Linked DNA regions of Homo sapiens: region 2 is linked to region 1. Evidence: chromatin contacts called from ENCODE Hi-C data. All regions are on one chromosome and are shown on one strand. The core of a region is the stretch at or near the end of the contact, and the rest is flanking DNA. Distances in the headings are between cores, read along the strand shown. Region 1 holds the start of B4GALT6 (beta-1,4-galactosyltransferase 6). Region 2 has its middle 13 kb from the start of SLC25A52.

Region 1 (4,399 bases), core at 713-3,212:
GTGATCCCACCTAGTGAACTAATGGGATATAAGGAACCTCTTACGTCCCAGACACCATGCTTAGCATTATGCACAGTTATCCATTTAATCTCACAGCCTTGCAAGGGGGTATTATATCCACTGTTTGAGGGCGGAGAAAACAGGCTCACACAAAGTAGTAGCTTCCAGGGGTCTCACAGTTAATATTAATGAAAGGCTTGGGCTTATACATAGGTGTTTCAGGTTCCACATTGCAAAGCATTATCTCAGGGACGATCTATGGCATGCGCATCCCGATAAAAACGTACCAAATTTATTGGCTATCAACTACAGTTCCATCTGGAAATACTCAGCAAATAATGGCAGTAAGGCATCCCGCCACTTCCTGCATGATTAGTTGAAAAAGAAACACCTGCGCACACACATTTGAACAATGTGATACAGCTAAGGACCTGGACAGTCAGCTAGCAGGAAGAAACATTTGAACGAAGGGTAGACCACGGCCTAGGAGGTGGATGAAGACACCCGTCCGTTTGCCTACTGAAGCAAGATGGGGCTGAGGCGCTCAAGGGCCTATTGGCTGCCCAGAAGCCTTTGCAGCGCCGCCTGAATACAGCGAGGATGACCCAGGGTTCACCTTCAGCGTTGAAGGCAAGTCCTGGTATAAGGGACGCACATAGGTCCGCGCCACATCCTGACACTGTTTCCACAGGAAGTGCGGGATAGGAGGGGGGATTCATTAATCCAGGTCGGAAATACACCTTGTTCCTCGAGGATTTTGGAAGGAAATTCCACCCGCGAAGTCCCCTTTTGGAGATGCCCTTTTCCTTTCAGGTACAGCATCCTTCATTATGTACCCCCAGGGTACAATGTATCCGGGGCTCGCAACGCGTCCCTCAACCCCCAGCAGCGCGGTCACCGCGGGGTCCCCGGGCGGGCGGGGGCGGCGGTGACGCAGGAGGCGGTGGGGCCCCGGTGCGGCGGGCGCGGGGAGGGGGCTGCTGGGCGCGGGCCTATCAGGACGCGCGGTGTTTCGGGCGCGGGGAGGGCGGGGACCTCCAGGTTTCCTCGGGGCCCGGCGCAGCGCCGCCTGCCGAGTTCCGAGCGAGCGCGCGAAGCGCGCAGGGGTCTCGAGACGTTCCCGCCGGTCCCGGTTTTCCTCCGCGGCTCCCCCGCCCCTTCACGTCCGCCTCTTTCTCCAACCAGACGCGGCTCCGACGGCGCTCGGCCTCTGCTCTTCCGGCTCCCCGGCTCTGCCCGCAGCGCGCGTCGCCCGGTTGCTCTTCGCCTGGTGTCCGCGGGCCCGGCGGGGGCGCCTCACCCCGGGCGCGCGGCGGTAATGCCGCTGCCGCCCTTGCGGCCAGGCAGGCAGCTGGCGGCGGCCGGAGTCGGAGCGCGTTCGTCGCTGGCCGGGACGCCGCCCTGGCCTGTGCTCAGCTCCCGCGGCGGCCGCGGGGCGCCGGGGCCCGGCGCGGCATGAGGAGGCGGCTCGGTGCAGGCGAGCGCCCAGCTCCTCGGCCCCGAGGGCCCCCGCGGGCCCCCGCGCGTGGCGCGCGCTGGTTGCGGCCCCGGCGCCCACGCTAGCCCCGCGCAGGCAGGAGACGCCGCGGCCCGGAGTAGGAGGCGGCGCAGGGCCTGCCGAGCGGACGCGGGCGGCCCGGACCTTAAGCACGGGGCTTCGCGGCGGGACCCCGCCGGGCGCGGGCAGCGGAGCCGGGCGTGCTGCAGTTAGCTGCCCCTCTCCGCAGGGGCGCCGCGGCGCGCAGCCTGCGCCTCCTCCCACCTGCAGCCCCTCCTCCCGCCGCTGCTTGGCGGAGAAAACGCTCCTCCTCGCCCTTCCCCGGCTTTCTTCCGTCCTGCCGTCCCCGGGCCCCTAGCCCCCAGTCCCCTCTCCCCCCTCCACCTCTTGTCCCTCGGCCTCCGCGCCTCCCCTCCCCCGACTCTCTGGCCTCCCATTCATTCCGTCCGCTCCCTCCCATTTCCTCTTTTCCGCTCGGGCCCTCTCCCCAGAGCCTCCCCGCGCGGACCCCGCTGCAGTCTCGGGGTTCTCAGCACATTTATGGAAGTTTAGGGCCTGGACAGTGGCCCCGAGTCCGGCCTGAGAGCGCAGCCTGGGCTGCTGGCAGGGAAGAGGAAGATGTCTGTGCTCAGGCGGATGATGCGGGTTTCCAATCGCTCTCTCCTCGCCTTCATCTTCTTCTTCTCCCTCTCTTCGTCCTGTCTGTACTTCATCTATGTGGCCCCAGGCATCGGTAAGCACCGAGACACACCCTCGCTTCCCCTGGTCACACCACAGCCAGCGCAGGCTGTTATCCGATGTTACTTCTGGGATTTGGAAGCTGTTCAAACAGGGGCCCGCAGAAAAGCGTTTTGTTTTAAATGTTATTTCAGACGTGTCAAACTGCTTCAGGGCATGGCTTTGGTATGTGAGTTTTGTTAATGCATGCATTTTGTTAATGCATGTTTGTTAATAACGTAAAAGATTGCATTAAATAGACGTAGCAAAATTAGTGTGATGGCCCGGGATGCCCTAGTCGCTTTCTTGAGTGTTCATGACAGCTTTATCCATTTAATGTTAAGTCTTTAAGCCTAAACTGAGTGCTTAATCGTAGTTTTATTCAAACACTCTCGGGTATAATAACTGGTTGTAAAAATATGGAGGAGCCAGCAGCAGGGAATGTGATTGAGTCCAACAATGTGTGTTTTCTAGGGTCCTAGGTCGCTTTTTTAGAATGGGGTCAGTGGACCCCATTCTTTTTGTGCCATACTTGGGGAATTTTAAGGCGATGAGTTGTCTTGTAAAAACAATGCTCCATTATTTTAGTCTGCTTGGGTGTTATTTTCAAGGGTACGTTGCCTTTGCTACCTGTTAGGATGACTTCTGAGAAAATAGTGATTAAAATAACCGTTATCTAAGGGAACTTGTAGTTTAAAATGTTAACCGGTTTATCATTTTTTGGCCTTTGGTGCAAAATACACTTTTGTAAAACTGCTTGAATTAACTTCTTTATTAAATATCCGAATTCCTCGTCCCCCATTTGTTGAAAAGGAGCCAATGCGGCGTTAATTCTAGTGAATGAGAATTATGAACTTCACATGCATATTAAAATATGTCATATTTCCAAAACTTTTCTGAGTTTTTCCTGGCTATTACGTATTTAATGTTCAATTACTTAGTAACAGTGAGCATCTCCTCTCATTTCTCCTTACACACTGTGGTCGTTTGAGCCAGTGCTCTTTGTTCCGAGTTAGCTAAAAATGTAATGCCCCTTACAGAGTGAAAACACCTGCAGAATTTTCAGATGGAATGATCAGGGCATTGTCTTGAGTGTAGTAGATTATTGCAGTGAATTGCAGCAGGGAAGGAAGATGGAAACCTAATCCAGACTGCTTCATTTCTTAAAATTACTATGAGACTTTTTCTTTAATAATTAATTTTTGGATTCAGTGAGGTGTATAAACTCAGATGATGATGTTTAAGAAGAAATGCATTGTGAAACGTTGACGTATCCCAAAATAGAAGTTTTAGGGTAAAGTTTGAAGAATATTTTAACATTATTGCAGTTTTCCTTTAGGCCAGAAAAAACAAAAAACCTCACAAAAACCTACCCCTTGAAGCCTATAGTACAAATGACAGTGGTAGCTTAGTGGATTTGATATTATCTAGATACTCAACAAGAGCTTTCTTTATTTTTTGCCATTTTGGAGTCTTATAAATTAACTCTTCATTCTATAGCAATTTTTACTTTCTCATGTAACTCTTTAAAAGTTTGGACATCTTTGGGGTATGTTTTTTTACTAGGAATTTAACTTTGAAAGATTTTGGAGAAAGTTTTTTTCACACTTACATAACAATTTTCCCACTTTCTTAGTATTATGAGTAACATGTTAAAGTTATATTACTCAAAAAGCTAACCAAAGGAAATCAGAATTCTAGTCATCCCTTTTTTTTTAAAGTTAGTGCGTCAGTATATTATTTGTAGATTCTTAATTCAACTTGTGTGAAACACTAATAAATTTTCCTTATTTGAATGCTTAATGTTTGCCATAGAACGGTCACTGATATAATGTAAAAATGTTGGCACGTGTCTTGTAGGCAATTAGATTGATGTGGCTTAACCTACTCTGTTTTTGTAGGTCTTATAAATGATAATAAGTTATTAAAACCAGTTAGAAGAGTGCAAACCAAAAACTTACAAAATGCTGTGAAATTGTCAAGCTGAATCTGTTTCCAAAACCCTGTACCATTTAGCCAAAAAAAGCCTCCTTTTTAATCTTTTGTATCTTTAAGTATTGGGAAGCAGTTTTCCAAAATTCAGATTTTCGCTTGAAAGTTTGAATTTTATCATTGGCAACAAATACTGTCAGTTTTTCTTGAAGTGTCAGGCTCACTTTGCTCATTTTCGAGAAAATGTAGGTC
Region 2 (3,974 bases), core at 269-2,768, 90 kb before region 1:
GGTAGAGGAGAACAAAGGAAGGAGGAAGTAACTTTCGGAATGCTGAAAAAGGTAATAACACTTTTAAAGAAGGAAGAAGAACAGGCTATGGCCTAACACTTGCTTGGACCAGTATAAGCATGCCAGGGCAAATATTTAGGCTAAATTGTGGGAGCTAAGAATATAAAGTACATTGATTTCTTTATTACGGCTAGCAGATATTTAAGAATGTTACCACAGGTTTTTGAATAAATTTTGCTTCTAAGACAAGTTACTATTTATTCCTAATTAGACAGGGAGGGAAGTCTTTGAAGAGGAACTTGTACTTTACTTTTCTTTTTACACAGGTATAGGGCACATGAGGGCCTTATGGCCCACTTCAGAGGAAGGCCAGATAATTATTTCATGGCCTGTCTTTAGGCGGGAAGGGCAGGAGAAGATCACAGTAACCATCTTGCTTCTGCTGTTTCCTCAAAAGCCAAGGTGCCGTATTTTGAGGTGGCATGTCCTGAACCCCATCACCATCTTGAGTAGCTTGTGGGATGTGGTAATCCTCAGCATGAGGTTTCCCAAGTCTAACTTACTCAGTCTTCAGCAGCACCAGTGAGGAATGGAGCTGGGATATTGGAATTTGAGCAGCTCAAACCAAGGGGCCCTTGCAACTCTCAGCTCCAAAGAACGGTCCATTGTCGGCTTTGCCACTTCAAGTCGGCTCCCCTTTGTGGTCTCCATGGCAATGGCAGACACAAACATGTTTCTTCATCCTTTTAGAACTTCCAATAGGTAACTAGTAAATATATCAATTAGACACACACACACATAAACACACAGTACGCTCCCCAGGACAAACGTTGATTCTCACAGCTATGCCAGTATAATACATCCATATACATTTTTCTATCTGCAAAATACTCAGGATGCTTGCTCCAGCCAAAAAAAAGAGTTAAGTAAAGGGTCAACAACGGAGGCACTTGCCTTTGTTCCCTTTGCTTTTTTCAGACTGTGCCTTGAAATATATTAAAGAACAAAGCCCCTAGTAATGCTCATTCCTAAGCCAATCAAAGGCTCTAAAATAAAAAGTTTGTTCTTTCTAGTTTTAGTGTTGTGTTGAATTTTTAGGCAATTTTTCAGGTAAGCTTTCTAAGAGAAAGAGAGCTGGGGTGGGCATCTGTCATTCTCAGGTCCCCAAATGTGTGGGAGAGGGCTGTTTTTCTTCCTGTTACAGAGTAATTTTAAAGAAATGCAGTTGTTTCTGAAACCAGCCTCTAGTTCCATGTCACGAAGACCTTCAGCCACTGTGGTTAAGAAAATGGTTAGTTTGCCTGTGTGGTCTGTTGTCCTCTTTCAGAGTCTGCTTATATTTTCCTGTTTCCCACATTCTTGTTTCCTACCCTCGGCTACACTAATGTATCATTTTCTTGTGTTAGATCTCTTTACTATAGCAACTAACAGTCTATTATCCATAATTCCAAAGTCCAAGAACTCTGAAAATGAAACCCATTTGGTGGCGAAACTGCCCTCTCCTGATCTGATTTGACTGCAAAACTACGCTCGAGCCAGAGAGAGGCTAGTCACGCTCCTTACCCCTTCATATGGGATATTACTAATAATTCGTGGAGGAAGTTTTAATTTGTTTTATATGAGACGTTGCTACACATCCTGCTACGGGTGTTCCACATTAGTTGGGTTTCACAGTATCCTTTCTGAAATGCTGAAAATTCTGAATTCTGAAACACAACTGCTCCAAGGGTTTCAGATGAGAGATTATGGATTTGTATCTGCAGACAGTTCTTAGTCTTGACATCTGGAAATATCAACATTTACTTTAGGAATTGAATCTAAGTTCCTCAGTTTTACCAAGAAGTCTTTGCTTCTCTCCAGTATGCCTTTCTGGTTACCTGCTTCTATAACTGCATGAGGAATGCTGCACGAGCCACAGATCTTCCCCTGCCTGTGCTGAGAACTTTGTGTTTTTGTTTTTGTTTTTTTTCTTTTTTTTTTTTTTTTTGAGATGGAGTTTCGCTCAGTTGTTGCCCAGTCTGGAGTGCAATGGTGCAGTCTTGGCTCACCACAGCCTCCATCTTCTGGGTTCAAGCCATTCTCCTGCCTCAGCCTCCTGAGTAGCTGGGATTACAGGTGTGTGCCACCATGCCCCGGTTAATTTTTGTATTTTTAGTAGAGACGGGGTTTCACCATGTTGTCCAGGCTGGTCTTGAACTCCTGACCTCAGATGATCCGTCTGTCTTGGCCTCCCAAAATGCTGGGATTACGGGCATGAGCCACTGTGTCTGGCCTATTTTTAACTATTAATACATCTTTGTGGGGAAGAGTCACTTCTGTTGGGGTCTGAAGCATAAATAGATTGTCCCCTTACATAACACCTGGATGGATCCCTGTAATACCATTAACTCATTCTCCAGGAGGTAATGGTTTTAATTTGCCAAATGAAGATTTTATTTAAAATATGAATATTGACAATCCTAAGGAAGGAGGACCTTGAAATCTGGTTTGAATGAAAGTATTAGTGCTTCAAATAAAATATTACAGAACTGGGGACTTTGTTTAGCATGGGAATTAATCCATTAAAAAGTTGGTTTTAATGGAGGAAGTGCCAAGCTGAAGCCATGTTGGGTAATACCACATACCCTATTTTCCATATCAACTTAGTTGCTTTGATTACACAAATTGACCATTTGGGGCAGTATATCACATTGTTTTCTATAATTAAAATGTCTGCAATATTGATTAAAAATGCAATGTTAACTCTGTACGTTTTTGTCTGTTTTAAAATACTTTGGAAAAGGAAACTTTAATCCAAATGTCTACTCGATAAATATTATTGAGGCTCTGCTGTATGACAGGCCCTTGTATTGGGGGTCACAAAGGTGAATAAGACACAGTTCCTATTTTTAAGATATTCATAACCTGGTAAGAGGAAGAGGCAAGTTAAAAATTCATACGATTAATACTAAAATTGGGATATGTCTAATGTGTTGCGTAAGATACAAAAACCTAGTCCTATAGGGCAGGGAAGGTACTATAATATCTGTTATTTGACTGTTGCTTCAGCCCCAAGAGTAGCTGAGTCCTGATGTCTCAGAATCAAAATAAGGGTCTGTTTTCCTTATATTTGCATTTTACATTTCTCATTAGGAGACAGTGAAGATCTGGAAAGATCTCTGAGGATTCTAATTCAAGTTTTCCCACTAACTTTCTGACTTACTGCATCTTCTGTCAGTCATAAGGGGAGACTTGTGAAAAAGCATATTCTCTGGTCTCACCCCAGACCAACTGAATCAATTTGGAAAGCAGGATGTGGAATCTCCATTTTATTTTTATTAAATTAAATTAGTTACTTATTATTATTTCAATAGTTTTGCAGGGAACAGGTGATGTTTCATTACATGGATAAGTTTTTTAGTGGTGATCTCTGAGATTTTGGTGCACCCATCACCCAAGCAGTGTACACTGCACCCGCTGTGTAATCTTTTATCTGTCACCCCCTTCCCAGCCTTCCCCCGGAGTCCCCGAAGCCCATTGTGTCATTCTTATGCCTCTGTACCCTCATAGCTTAGCTTCCACTTATAAGTGAGAACTTAGAATAATGGTCTCCAACTCCATCCAGGTTGCTGCAAATGCCATTATTTCATTTCTTTTTATGGCTGAGTAGTTGGGATCTGCATTTTAAACAAGCACCACAAGCTATTAATATGCAGGCTGAAGTTTGAGCAACATTGGACTAGATGGCCTTGTGAGCCCTTTTCTACATCTACAAATTCAAAGCAGTGTCTGGTTTACAGTGGATAGATGGTTATCCAAATTTTCTCTTTGTGTATGATTTTGACCATCTTGCGTTAAGGCACTGTGGAGTTTTTTACAATGGATGAGTCAATATTGATACATCATTATTAACTAAAGTCCATAGTTTACATTAGGGTTCATTCTTGGTGTTGTATATTCTATGAGTTTTGACAAATATATGCTGATATTGTATC

Evidence for each region. A loop is a pair of places that touch in the nucleus more often than their neighbours do. Pooled maps may share reads with other maps.
Region 2: a pooled map shows a loop between it and region 1 (2.8-fold over the local background). The contact joins the enhancer-like site here to the promoter of B4GALT6 in region 1. A Hi-C loop is called at or near these places in 2 of 50 pooled maps.

What each region holds. Positions count from the first base shown.
Region 1 is chr18:31,682,144-31,686,542 of GRCh38, reverse strand. B4GALT6 (beta-1,4-galactosyltransferase 6) reads left to right here and starts at 1,962. Exons shown (of 9, transcript NM_004775.5): 1 at 1,962-2,231. The coding sequence starts at 2,117. RefSeq lists a silencer at 826-1,865.
Region 2 is chr18:31,771,900-31,775,873 of GRCh38, reverse strand. No RefSeq gene overlaps it. Among named protein-coding and RNA genes, the nearest start is that of SLC25A52, 13 kb to the right of the region's middle. Within about 2 kb of position 1,518, at least 2 of the 41 ENCODE cell types and tissues checked have a DNase peak (open chromatin) inside an H3K27ac peak, as active enhancers do.